Regions from separate parts of the Homo sapiens genome. Here region 1 is linked to region 2. Evidence: read pairs that join two places in POLR2A ChIA-PET (ENCODE). Cell type or tissue: PC-9. All regions are shown on one strand. Each heading gives the region's core, and the rest is flanking DNA. Links, peaks and the distances in the headings are about the cores only.

Region 1 (4,393 bases), core at 187-4,186, 150 kb before region 2:
GAATCACTTGAACCCAGGAGACAGAGGTTGCAGTGAGCTGAGATAATGCCACTGTACTCCAGCCTGGATGACAGAGCGAGACTCCATCTCAAAAAAAAAAAGTTTTAAAAAAGAAGAAAGAAAGCCTTCTACTCTATCGCTCTTTGAGTTGTACCAAGTTAGATAGGTCTTTGAAGACCTGCAGTTATCATGACAGGAAAATTCTTTCTTGAGTCTCTGAAGGGGTAAAGTGAGAGGCAGAGATCTCTGATCTCACCTCGATTGTATGTATTACACTTGTGACTCCCAAAGCATTGAGGTCTCTACACCAAGTTGGAGACTCAGTGGTTACAGACTGTTTTAAACTAGATTTTTTATTTATTATTATTTTTTGAGACGGAGTCTTGCTCTGTTCGCCAGGCTGGAGCGCAGTGGTGCGATCTCGGCTCACTGCAACCTCCACCTCCTGGGTTCAAGCGATTCTCCTGCCTCAGCCTCCCGAGTAGCTGGGACTACAGGCACGTGCCACTATGCCCGGCTAATTTTTGTATTTTTAGTAGAGACAGGGTTTCACAGTGTTGGCCAGGATGGTCTCGATCTTGACCTCGTGATGCGCCCACCTCGGCCTCCCAAAGTGCTGGGATTACAGGCATGAGCTGCTGCACCCGGCCAAAATATATTTTTTCTTTATTTACAGGCCTCTAGTGATTCACAAGATTTGAAAATATAACTTTAAATAATTTCAATGGTGATAATAGCAGCTAATTAGCCAGGAGCAGTGATTAATGCCTGTAGTCTCAACCAACTGGGAGGCTGAGGCCAGAGGATCGCTTGAGCCCGGGAGTTAGAGGCTGCAGTTCACAGTGATCATGCTGTGAAAAGCCACAGTACTCCAGCCTGGTCAATGTAGCAAGATGCCATATCTTAAATAAATAAATAAATAAATAAATGCAGCTAATCATTATTTAGTACTTATAAACCAGTACTGTTCAAACTTTTTATATATATTATTTAATCCTTTTTTTAGGATGAGGAAACACTCAAATAATTTTTTCTTTTGATCCCTTTAAACATAGATGCTCAATTGATTCATTCTACAAAGATTAATTAAACATGTATGTACCAGGCATTATTTTAACTGTTGGGGTTATTAGAAGTGAGTAAGACAAAGAAGGCTTTGCCTTCATGGAGTTTACAAGCTCTTGAGGAGACAAAAAATAATAAACCAAAAAATTAATATGTTAGGAAGTGATGAGTCCACTGAAGAAAACAAAGACTGTAAGGGGATAGGGAACAATAAAGGTAGTAATGTGGCTGAACAGATATGGGACTAAGCTGAGTTGTATGTGTGTCTGGAGAAAGTGTGTGAAATAAAAACCATATGAAACCCTAAGACTGAGATTGGAGTTTTAGAAGAACTTAAACACCTTTTTAAAATAAAAGGCCAGATAGTAAATATTTTAGTCTTTGCAGGCTGTAAGGTCTCTTGGCAGCTACTCAGTTCTGCCATTATAAGGGAAATTAGCCATGGACAATATGCAAATGAATGGACCTGGCTGTGTTCTCATAAAACTTTATTTGCTAAACAGGCAGCAGGTTGGATTTGGCCCTGTGGGGGTATAGTTGACTGACCCCTGGGATAGATCTCAAGGGACCTTGTAGGCCATGATAGGAACTTCAGATTTTTTTCTAAGGGTGAGAGAGTTTGGAGCAATAAATTACAATCTTCTGATATGTGTTTATAATTTTTAAACATGTCAGTATGTAGATCTTCAACATACTAGAGAAAGACTAGAATAGCTTTCAAAGCTATTTGTGTTTATACTATTTTATTATCTGCTGTGTTCATGTAACAGGCATTTGCAAACAACTATTATGTGTCAGAAGTGTGTTGGGAATTAAATTATTAAAAAAAAAAACTTCTCTACTTTCACCAGACCCTAAATTCCTATATTTCTCTCATTTATCTTGGTAATCCACAGTGAGTGCCTGGTGCATAGTAAATATTTGAAAGAATGAGTATATTCCCTCAAGGAATTCATAGTAAGTTGGGCAAGGTAGACATAATGAATAGTTGCAATATACCTTAAGAGAGATAGGAATAGAGGCTTAGTGAGGAGAGATTCCAAACATATTTAGGAGAAAGGAAGAGAAGATAATTTCAGTTTTAGACATGGTGAGATTTAAGTCCCAGTGGTATTTCTGGGTGAAGATGTTTGGAAAGTAGTTGGACAATGGACAATAGGGTCCTGGGGCCAAAGAATGCTAGACTTAACATCAACATTTAGAAATTACTCAAGGTAGTTAAAGCCATTAAAAAATGTTGTTGTTGTTGCTGACAGAGATCTTAAAGGCTAATGCACATATTTAGATTATAATCAGAGAAAGGGAAAGGCAATAAAAGCCTAAGAAGGAAGGAATGAACAAGCACATAAAAGTAGGAGTGAGTGATATCCTAGAAGTTAAAGTAGTAGTGTTTCCAAAGGGAGGCAGTAAACTTGATTAAATACGGTGAATGGACCCATTCATAGTAAAATATTATAAAAAGCATAAGTCACAAGCACAAGAGAATGGGAGAGAAGACTACAGTGGATAATAGATGCCAACAAAATTTTGGAAAATGTGAAACATACAATTGAGTAGTAAGAGATATGGGTTTCCACTTTCTCTTTTCTGAAGGCCTGCAATGGGGTAAAGGAAACTTCAGAAAACCAAGTTAAAACTGTGGCTAAGGGGCACTTAATACCTGTCAGGTAGGGCAGGAATGCATGGTTGCTAAAAACAGGATTAAAAGTTTATATAAGGAATAATTTGAACTATTTTCTTATTTTTCTTCTTCTTTTTTCTTTTCTTTCTTTTTTTTTTTTTTTTGAGACAGGATCTCTGCTGCCTAGGCTGTAGTACAGTGGCATGATCTTGGCTCACTGCAGCCACAACCTCGCAGGTATCGATCCTCCCATCTCAGCCTCCCAAGTAGTTGAGACTAAGGGCATACGTCACCACACCCAGTTAATTTTTCTATTTTTAGTAGAGACAGGGTTTTGTCATGTTGCCCAGGCTGGTTTCGAGCTCCTGGGCTCAAGCGATCTGCCTGCCTCGGTCTCCCAATGTGCTGGGATTATAGGCGTGAGCCACCACACCAGGCTGATACTTTGTATTCTTGTCCATGCAGACAGACAAGTATCTCTTTCTTTATTCAGAAAGACTGAAGGTTTGCTCTCTGGAGGCTGAAATGGAGAGTCTGTAGACTGGGGTATTTCAGATATGTCTGAGGGGGTAGGTATGAGCATCTCACTGGGGAAAAGTGGGAGAGTTAAATGAAAGTCTCTGTACTGAATCAGAATGCTCGTCAACAGGCTTATATTCCCCAGAAAGGCAGCTGCAGGGCTCTACTCCAGAGAAACCAATCAGACAAAGAGAAACACATATTGATACTGATATTTAAACTGTCCCAAAGTGTTTAAATAACTTAAATAGCAATTTGGGAGGCCAAGGTGGGCAGATTGCTTGAGCTCAGGAGTTCGAGACCAGCTTGGGCAACATGGCGAAACCACGTCTCTACAAAAAATGCAAAGAATCAGCCGGGCATGGTGGTGTGTACCTGTAGTTCCAGCTACTTGGGAGGCTGAGGTGGGAGGATGGCTTGAGCCCAGAAGGTGGAGATTGCAGTGGGCAGAGATCACGCCACTGCACTCCAGCCTGGGTGATAGAGCCAGACCTTGTCTCAAAAAAAAATAAAATAAAAAAATAAAAGTCTCCCAACAAACTGCCATTGTGTGGCCCAGTGGGTGTAATAAGCCCTGCAAATGCATGTAAGACTTTGTCAGCTTCTTATTGCCTCACCCTTGAATATGAAGAGAAAGCCAAGATCAGACTTTTGAGGAAATTCTTTCTTGACAAAGACAGAGATCAAACCAAAAAACAAACAAAAAAACACACACAGAAAAATGTGAGTAGGGAAGAAATAGGAAAAAGGTAAGAAGCAGAAATTTTTTTTTTTTTTTTTTGAAACGGAGTTTCGCTCTTGTTGCCCAGGCTGGAGTGCAATGGCACAGTCTCGGCTCACCACAACCTCCACCACCCAGGTTCAAGCAATTCTCCTGCCTCAGCCTCCTGAGTAGCTGGGATTATAGGCACCCACCACCACGCCCGGCTAAATTTGTATTTTTAGTAGAGACAAGGTTTCTCCATGTTGGTCAGTCTGGTCTCGAACTCCCGACCTCAGGTGATGCCCGCCTTGGCCTCCCAAAGTGCTGAGATTACAGGCGTGAGCCACTGCACCCAGCCAGCTTGTTTGTTGTTGTTGTTGTTTTGTTTTGTTTTGTTGTTGTTGTTTTTGTGTTTTTTTTTTTTTTGAGACAGAGTCTTGTTCTGTCGCCCAGGCTAGAGTGCAGTGGTGCGATCTCGGCTCACC
Region 2 (4,393 bases), core at 187-4,186:
GGCCCTGGGCAGCACTTTCCCTCCTAGCTCTTTGGCATCTGGGGTCATGGTGGGGCTGCCTGCCATCTGTCAAAATTTTTGCTGCCCTGGGTGTGGTGGTAAACCCCCGCACTATCCAACTTGGTGTCATGGAGCTGGCGACAATATTTTTACAGTGGTTAGTGCTTGGAAACTGGACTTCTGGGTTATGCCCTGTACAAACAGCATCAAAGTCGCTGGGCTAGGGTGACAGAGGAGGCTGCCAACAGGGAATTCTGTGGCTCCTGGGACAGGAATGGATATGGGAGGTTGGGGGCCAGTATTTTCGGTTCTCTTGAGGAGTTGGCGAGTATTAGTCTTTGCCCTGATGGATAGAAGGAATCTGTCTGTGTCTTGCATGAACCGTGTACTTCCCCCAGTTACTCCTTGGACACCAGCTGCCTGCTGTTCATAATTGGGCCAGATTTCTAATACTGCAGCGCTACCAAATGTCAGTTTTAGGCCATCTCTGGTGTAGCCAGGGAACGCCCAACACCTTTCCCAAAGGTAGAATTTGTGTGGGTTTTACTTCACTGAGTGACTAATGCAGATCTTTATGTTTTAATGATGGGAAGAAATTCGTCAGCCTGGGTACTTTTTCCATGTGATGGGGCAAAAATTTAAAACACTTGCACAACGGCTTTTGTTTCTCCAGCTACTAAAGGTGACTGTCATTTAGGCATTATCAGTATGATCAGCTGATGTTAACCCACTCCCCTTCTGGAGACCCGTTTCTGTTTCTGGGAAAGGTGTAGGACATGCTGGATTTGGCAAGATTGCAGGTCCCAGGCAGATGTCCGGACTTAGACTCTGGCTCTTTTTTTTTTTTCCAGACAGGGTCTCCCTCTGTCACCCAGTCTGGAGTGCAGTGGCGCGATCTCGGCTCACCACAACCTCCGCCTCCCAGGTTCAAGGGATTCTCCTGCCTCAGCCCCCTGAGTAGCTGGGATTACAGGCGTGCACCACTATGCCCAGCTAATTCTTTTTTTTTTTTTGAGATAGAGGCTCACTGTCACCCAGGTTGGAGTGCGGTGGCCCGGTCCGCCTGCCTCAGCCTCCCAAAGTGTTAGGATTACAGGTGTGAGCCACCGTGCCTGGCCTCAGCTAACTTTTGTATTTTTAGTATCAACGAGGTTTCACCATGTTGGCCAGGCTGGCTTTGAATTCCTGGCCTCAATTGATCTGCCCACCTCGGCCTCCCAAAGTGCTGGGATTACAGGCATGAGCCACCGCGCCTGGCCCAGACCCTGGCTCTTACTCCTAGGTCTACCTCTACCATCACTGGGGCCCTCGCCTGAACCTTTTGCCCCATCTATAAAATGGGAGAACTAGACTAGGTCTGTGTCCCCCAAGCTTCAATCATTTGTAAAGGAACCACCTTTACTATTTTGCCATATCCCACGGCTGTCTCTATTTCATTTTTCACTTAATATTATTTTCCCCTGCAGTTGACTCACTTGTAAAACAAATGTATTTGAAAAGGAGACTTTGTGTCACTATAATAACGGAAAAACAGCGTCACTAGGTAAATGGAAGGTAACCATAAATAAACCCCAAACAGTTATTAAATTCCAGCCAGCACTGTTGCCTGTTCACAACATGAGGCATACTCTCTTTTGGTTAAAAAGGGAAATTAGCAAGAGATGGAGAGGTGTTGAAGGTAACCTAGCACTACATTGAGCCTTTTCCTTGACCTGCTCAGGAGGATTGAGAAAGAACTAGGAGAACTGGGAAGAGAATAACGTCTTTTTGTGATGCAAAGTGCCTGAGTGTGACCAAGAGCTCAGAGTAGTAATGTATAGATGCTTTGTTTGGATACTTATGCAGCCATTACCATGTGCCAGGGGTGTAGAGGGGCTAGGAGTATAGAGGGGATTGGGACTTGTTCACTGACTTCTGGTTGCTTGTGGTCTAGTAGTGGGGAGGTGGTCATAGAATATTGAATACAAACGAAGATCGAACAGGCTGCAGGGGTTTAATAGGAAAATCACAGGACTAAATTCTGTCATGTGTACATGGGGTCTACAAATAAGAGTTGTTTAGAATTTTTTTTAATTTAAATTTCCCATGAAATATAAATCTATTTCATTCCAGAATGATTCTAGAGAAGCTCTAAATACATTAAAGTTGTGTTGGCTGGGTGCAGTGGCTCATGCCTGTAATCCCAGCACTTTGGGAGGCTGAGGCTGGAGAATCACTTGTGGCCAGGAGTTTGAGACCAGCCTGGGCAACATGGGAGACCTTATCTCTACCAAAAAAAATTTTTTTTTCTTTTCTTTTTTTTTTTTTTGAGACAAAGTTTCGCTCTTGTTGCCCAGGCTAGAGTGCAATGGCATGATCTCAGCTCACTGCAACCTCCGCCTCCCTGGTTCAAGCAATTCTCCTGCCTCAGCCTCCCAAGTAGCTGGGATTACAGGCATGTACCACCACACCCAGCTAATTTTGTATTTTTTTTAGTGGAGGTGGGATTTCACCATGTCGATCAGGCTGGTCTTGAACTCCTGACCTCAGGTGATCCACCCATCTCAGTCTCACAAAGTGTTGGGATTACAGGCGATAGCCACTGCACCTGGCCAAAAACATTTTAATAAATTAGCTGGGTATGGTGGTATGTGCCTGTAATCCTAGCTACTTGGGAGGCTGGGGCAGGAGGATCCCTTGAGCCCAGGAATTCCAAGCTGCAGTGAACTATAATCAGGTCACTGCACTGAAGCCGGAGTGACAGAGTGAGACCTTGTCTCTTAAAATAAATTTGTGTCATTGTTTGTTGTTTTTATGGTGTTATGACAATGATCCATCTTAACCCTTTATGTAGTGGTAACTAACTTTCTCTTTTCCTAAAAGCTGATTTGAGTTTTAGGTTCTCTTGGAGTCTGTGACAATTGTAAATAGATAAGATATAACAAAATGGCCTGAAATACTCTTGCAACACTCATATTTCCCCCCTCAGATTAGCATGTTCTATACTCTCTGCAAAGCAAGATATACACCAGAATTAGGCCTCTAAAAAGCCTCATACTGCTAATCTCTGGGAATGAATGGTGTTCTTTGGGATAATGGGATATGAAGCTCAGTCTGATTTTTCTGTTCTGCTGGTAGCTTAGGGCCCCCTTTCTTCTGTTGGGTTTTTTGGGAGAAGGGAAGTTGTGATTAAGAATGAGAATTCTTTTTTTTTTTTTTTGTCTCAAGAGTCTTGCTCTGTCGCCCAGGCTGGAGTGCAATGGCTCGATCTCGGCTCACTGCAGTCTTCACCTCCTGGTGTCAAGCGATTCTCCTGCCTTAGCCTCCAAGTAGCTGGGAATACAGGCACCTGCCACCATGCCTGGCTAATTTTTTGTATTTTTAGTAAAGATGGGGTTTCACCATGTTGGCCAGGCTGGTCTCGAACTACTGACCCCATGATCCCAACCCCCCCGACCTCCCCGGCCTCCCAAAGTGCTGGGATTATAGGGGGGAGCCACTGCGTCCAGCCAAGAATGAGAATTTGGGAGTCAGGCACCTCTGGGATTGAATCTGGAATTGACTGAGTGTACATGCTTTCTCTGAGGCCTCCGTCCTCACTGCTCTCATCTATAAACTGGGAATAATCATAGTTTCTATCTGAAACAGTGGGTGTGAAGATTTAACGAGCTAAATTGTAAAGTGCCTGAGACATGGGAAGAAGTCAGGATGTGCTAATGGGTAATCTTACACTTCCCCAATGGAAAGGGCCAGGTTTATATTACTCTAGGCTGGTAGTAAGCGAGGCAAAGGAGATATCAGGTTTCAGCTTTGTTAGAACATGCTAATGGCACCAGGACACTCAGAAGAGATACAGAGTTTGAGACAAATGGCACCATGAGCCCTGAGACATTGTGTATGGGGTGAATCGGATAGCAAGAATAGACTTCAAGGAGGGAAGTAGGGCAGTTAGAATCCTTTCAGCTGCAAGGAACTGAAAACTGGCTCACATAGAAGGAAAATGATTGGCTCATGTCAGCAAGCCTAGATGCAGAGCAAGTTATGGGTTTCAGGGATCCAGCATCTAAATGATGTCATCAAGAACCCAAGTTTTTTGGGTCTCTGCTCTGTTGGTTTCTTTCATCCTAAAGCTGGTTCTCCTGTGGTTTACCATAGTAGAGTTCCTGTGAGAACTCCACTCTGACCAATCAGGCCTTCCCAGAGCCAGGGATGGATGGAGTCGCTTCTTTTGAGGCCCATGGGTCCTATCTGGAGGGGATGGATCCAGACTCCTATCAGGAATCTAGGAGGGGCCGGGCACGGTGGCTCATGCCTGTAATCCCAGCACTTCATAATGCCAAGGTGGACAGATCACTTGAGGCCAGGAGTTCCAGATCAGCCTGGCCAGTATGGTGAAACCCCATCTCTACTAAAA

The links. ChIA-PET counts read pairs that join two places held together with the same protein. Peaks named below come from ENCODE experiments on the same cell type or tissue, not always from the same donor. Only the 100,000 strongest peaks of a DNase experiment are listed, where the experiment ranks them.
Region 1: POLR2A ChIA-PET joins it to region 2 with 6 read pairs; 3 of 35 experiments call an interaction of 5 or more read pairs at or near these places.

The regions. Positions count from the first base shown.
Region 1 is chr3:57,881,104-57,885,496 of GRCh38, forward strand. All of the region lies in intron 14 of SLMAP (sarcolemma associated protein), which reads left to right. Among named protein-coding and RNA genes, the nearest start is that of FLNB, 130 kb to the right of the region's middle. In PC-9, for the core only: no CTCF peak of the experiment used is centred there; no DNase peak of the experiment used is centred there; H3K27ac peaks cover 482 bases.
Region 2 is chr3:58,026,323-58,030,715 of GRCh38, forward strand. The region is part of intron 1 of FLNB (filamin B); the gene reads left to right. Among named protein-coding and RNA genes, the nearest start is that of FLNB, 20 kb to the left of the region's middle. In PC-9, for the core only: no CTCF peak of the experiment used is centred there; no DNase peak of the experiment used is centred there; H3K27ac peaks cover 729 bases.